2 separate regions of the Homo sapiens genome follow, and region 2 is linked to region 1. Evidence: chromatin loops called from intact Hi-C (ENCODE). Cell type or tissue: heart left ventricle. All regions are shown on one strand.

Region 1 (2,500 bases):
GGGACAGCACATCCCCAGGGTGGACGGGATCCAGGAGAGCGGTGTCCACGGCCATGACTCTGGATGTTCTGAAACTCATAAGACAAACACTTCAATGAAGGTGGATTTTATGGTGTGAGAATTATATTCCATCCATCTAATTTTATATTAACCTGTTTTATTATAGAACAAATATGCTTCATTCCTCCTCAATTATGATGTTGGAAGGCACAGGCTGATACGATGTTGAAAAGCCCCCGCTATGTTCCTAGTTTTCACAAGTGATCAGCAAACACCCTGGCAGGCCGCACAACTAGGACTCAATGTTGCTGTGAAGAGTTTTGGGGTGCAGCAAGCCTGAACAGTGGGTTCTGGCCTTTGCTTTCTGGCTCTTCCTGCATTGCCGCCTCTAGATACTGGCTCATGGATGCATCTATAAGAAAGAAAAGGTGCCAGAAAGGCAAAGTTGTTCATCCCCACCCCTCTGGTGGTGCCATGACTTAACATGGTGCTTAGGAGTTAGCGTCTGGAGCCAAGGCAGCCTGCATCCATGTCCCCATTCCACCCTCACTCTCTGACCTGGGGCAAGCTTCTTATACTCGTGGCAGTTTTCTCATCTGTAAAGTGCAGCTAGGAAAGTTCCTACTTCATAGCAGAATGGGGCAACACGGAAGGGACCTTTGTTTGATTGTCACTCAGCCCTCCTCAGATTGCTATTGTGGGGTATTTTCCCCTTAAGTTTCTCCATGATATTTTTTTTTACATTTGTATACCTAGCTACCCACTCTAATTAAGCAGTTGTACCAGATTCTACTTCACCTGCCCCCACCCCCGCCCCGGCTCATGGAGGAGCAGGAGGAGGCAAGCAGGGGTGGGGAGTTGCCTGCTGGAGAGGCTGGTGTGGGACAGCCCAGGAGAGACCACGGTGTAGTAAATCTGTGCTGGAATTATGGAACATGAACTGAGGAAAGTAAAGGTCGAGTCAATGAGACCAGCCTCACGGTTTTTAGACCACTCCCAACCAGCAATGTCCATGTCCCAGACTGGGGTCACCTGGGTGGAATTTAGCCCGAGACGAGACTGGAGAGTGGACGGGGAGGTGGTTTGCAACTGGGGTGTACGTAGGTAGGTGCTGCCTTGGGAGCTTTCAAAAGCTGAAGATGTCCCATCCCCATTCCTGCCAATGACCTGGGCACTGAAGGGGACAGCGGGAGGCCAACTACAACCCCCTGCCCTGGTTGGTAACCCCTGAATTTGCAGTGTTGCAGAGACTGGAAGAGGCCTGGGGTTGGTTAGTTGAGGGGAGTGAGGAGAGGATTAAGGCAGGAACAGAGTGCTGTGTGTTGGGGCTGTGGCCACTCACAGCTGGGGCAGATCTGATTTGAGGCAAGGAGACTGAGAAAAAAAAAAAACCTTTAAACAGTGTCCAAAGGGTGCCATCTCTAAAGGTGGATGTCTTAGACAGGACTGGTCACACAATGTGTGGGACCCAGTACAAAATAAAAACCCACGGCCTGTTTTTCAAGCATATTAAAGTTTCCAAGACGGTGACAGAACCTCAAACCCAGCGTGGAGCCCAGCAAACAAGCATGAGGCTCAAACCCAGCGTATGACTGCCCAGCACACAAGCATAAGGCTAGCCCTGGTTAAGACCTTTCTCAAGGATTTGAAACATTTATTTTCCTTTTTTTTTTTTTCTTTTGAGACGGAGTCTTGCTCTGTTGCCCAGGCTGGAGTGCAGTGGCTCAATCTCAGCTCCCTGCAAGCTCCGCCTCCCGGGTTCATGTCATTCTCCTGTCTCAGCTTCCCAAGTAGCTGGGACTACAGGTGCCCGCCACCACACCTGGCTAATTTTTTGTATTTTTAGTAGAGAAAGGGTTTCACCTTGTTAGCCAGGATGGTCTCAATCTCTTGACCTCGTGATCCGCCCGTCTTGACCTCCCAAAGTGTTGAGATTACAGGCTTCAGCCACCGTGCCCAGCCTGAAACATTTATTTTCTTAATGGGAAAAATAGTTATGGCATGGGGTGCGATGAGGCTGAACCTAATCTAATTCCTTTTCTTCTCACTGGCAAACGTTTGCAATTAGAAAGAGCAGCATGGCTGTCACCTCGCCAGCTCTCCGGTCTTTTTGGGGATGTTAGTTTTGAGGGACACTGAGCCCATGGACCTTCTTCCTTTGCTGTCTGCTGGAAGGTCTCGCCACGCCTCCTTTCTGGGTGCCATCTGTTGCTGTCACACCCTGCTATTTTAAATGAGGGAGTGCACAATGGGCTCTCAGATGGGCAAGGAGGGGCCAACTCGTCACAGAATTCTTCCCTATAAGAAAGGCAGAAGATCCTGTTCACATACAAATTGACCAAAGGCTCACTGGAAGTGGGGTTATGCCCTCAGACAGGCTTGTCCTCCTTAGATAACTCCCCACCAATTCATTATTTTGTCTTTCAGATGCTTAGATGAGCCTTGCATTTAGATGGACACCTTAAAGTTACCTCACACAACATACACACTCCACCTGTCA
Region 2 (2,500 bases), 310 kb after region 1:
CCATATGGTGCTCCCCACCGTGCTCCCCAAGTGCGGGCACCTCCATATAATGCACGGGAGTGAAAGCACTCCACGCCCTTGTGGTGCAAACTGGATGGTTTTAGTTGCCCCACCCACCTTATCATAGCAGGGTATAGTATCAGGAGTGGAAACCATGACCATTTACAATGGCTGGAAGGAAGGAGACCAAGCCTTCGCTGTCCTCCGAGGTGAAGACAGGGCTGTCCTAGTGTTCATTGGACAGGACGTGGCCTGGAATGCAGCACGCCTGTACAGTGTGTAGCTTGGCTTGGCTGCCCTTGGAATTCTATGGAAACCCCAGGTCACAAGTATGGACGTCTTCAGAAAACCTGCAGATGTTTAGCAGGTTGGGGGGTGGTCTGTGGGAGGCTGGGGTGCCAGGGAAATAGATTCTGGACTCCTGCTAACCAATGGACTCAGAACCACTCTTTTGTTTGTGAAAGATCTGAGTTCTCTTTTCCTGTCCTGTGCAGACTTGATAAGAACTACTCAGCTGCCCATAATATTGCGTTCTTATCTGATAACTTTTTTTTTCCCAGAGGCCAAAAAGTGATTCTTTTAAAGTTTGTCTTACAGTCTATGGTTTTATGAGTTCACGTAAAATTGTATCTAAAAGAAGGAAACTGTTACAAGCTTCACTCTAATTTTTGCTTGTCTGACTGGCAAACCTGGTCCTTTGTGTTACATTTATAATGAAACAAATGACCACTGTGCCCTCCAGAGACATTCAGGTGTTTAATCTGCAGAAGCAGGAAATGATCGATAGGTTGGAGAGGTGCGTGCTGTGTGCTGTTCGATGCAGCATCCGCAGCGTCAGGGCCTCCGTCAAACCTCAGCACAGGCGTATTTTTGGGATATGACACATATATGGGGTGAGCGTCTGTGCATATGAGCAGATACGTATGTAGACACCCACAGAGCAGACACGGTGATTTCACATAAAGTGAGCTTGCACACAAAAGAGCCCAGCTGCTGTCTCCTCCGTCTAGACTAAGCCTGAACTATTTGGCTCCACAAAACATTTTATTGCAGTCCTAGAAATCATTCTGCTTTCCTCTCCACTTTCATTTCCCTGCTTGTGGAGAACACCAAAGGGCTAAAGTCAGACAGGCCCCCCAGACGCCACAGTCAATAGCATTTAGGAAATCAGCTTGGAGCTCCATCTTCTGGTAACAGTCAATTCATTGCCATTCTGGGGCTTCAAAACTCATCCTACCCAAGCTGTTAATTCTTCATCTCCAGAAATGGAATCTGTCTACAGTTTTCACCAGCTATGTCCTCCCGAATGCATGGGAGCTGGGATGCTCTCATTGGGAAGGATTGAATACACCTCACACATAGCACTGCCGCCAGCATTCTCTGCTGGAGACCAGCAGAAAGCATGCACCTGGAAACATGACTACCTCCCCCTCTCCCAGTCCACCCATCAGGACTGCCTGTGCCAGGTTTGGGAAACTACCCCTCCCTCACCAGCTCCACCTGCATCAGGGTCTTGGTGCTAAGGGAGGATTAGTGTGCTGTGAAGGTGTTTGAGGCGGGACCATTCAACCCGCTTTCTGTGATTGCAGCCTCTCCGGATGCCCGATCGCTGCAGCAGAGAAACTGGCCAAGGCACAGGAAAAGCACCAGAGCTGCGACGTGTCCAAGTCCAGCCAGGCCTCGGACCGCGTGCTCAGGTACCCAGCAGGAGTGCACCATCCGTGAGCTCTATCCATAGTCTGCCCCACACCTCGGAGCGCTGGGGACACCCGCTCAGGGCATGTCCCTACAGCAGCAGGGGCAGGGACTGGAGGGCGGGGCTGTGCTGGAAGCCGGGGCCAGGACCCCTCACTCCAGGCCAGGCTGTGTGAGGGCAAGGGTGTCATTCTTCCCCTGGTGTCTGCGGATTCGCTGTGACAATTTACATGAGAGAATTGGAGGAAATCATTTCTGGTTTTGTTTCTGGACCTGGTATTTCATGAGTCTGAGTGCTAGATGAAAGGGAAGCTTTGAAAATTACTGAGATGTCCAAGGTAATTTTGTCATATTTTGCAGGATAGGGCCTCACACCAACTAAGGCTGGTGCTGATGTTTCTGACGATGCCAGGGGTATGAGCACCCTGTGCACACGTGTGGAAGCTCTCGCGTGCAAAACCGGCAGAGCTCCCTCCTGTTACGCCCAATGCCCTGAGGTGTAGGTGGGAGTAGGTGTTGTCACCTCCGTTTGGCAAGTGAGAAAATCCAGAGTGCGGAGGTTAAATGACTGACCCGAATGTTACAGTGGGTCAATCAGTGTTACAATGTCGCAGATCATCCGGCTGAAACCACTGTTTTATTGAAGTTTTGGGAGGATAAGCTCCCCATTCACTCAGCCCTTCTATACAGCTTTCATTCTTACGTGTTGTTTGAAATCCTCATCTACATGAAAACTATGACAATTGTCACATATCCTGCCTTTTCACACAACATCACAGCAGAAACACGCGTCCTTGTCTCTATG

Evidence for each region. Peaks named below come from ENCODE experiments on the same cell type or tissue, not always from the same donor. Only the 100,000 strongest peaks of a DNase experiment are listed, where the experiment ranks them.
Region 2: it touches region 1 in a loop (2.4-fold over the local background); 3 of 110 quality-filtered maps call a loop at or near these places.

What each region holds. Positions count from the first base shown.
Region 1 is chr2:2,224,000-2,226,499 of GRCh38, reverse strand. All of the region lies in intron 2 of MYT1L (myelin transcription factor 1 like), which reads left to right. Among named protein-coding and RNA genes, the nearest start is that of MYT1L-AS1, 94 kb to the left of the region's middle. In heart left ventricle, no CTCF peak of the experiment used is centred here; no DNase peak of the experiment used is centred here.
Region 2 is chr2:1,909,437-1,911,936 of GRCh38, reverse strand. It overlaps MYT1L (myelin transcription factor 1 like), which reads left to right. Exons shown (of 25, transcript NM_001303052.2): 13 at 1,590-1,697. Among named protein-coding and RNA genes, the nearest start is that of PXDN, 170 kb to the right of the region's middle. In heart left ventricle, a CTCF peak has its summit at 1,187 (motif pointing left); no DNase peak of the experiment used is centred here.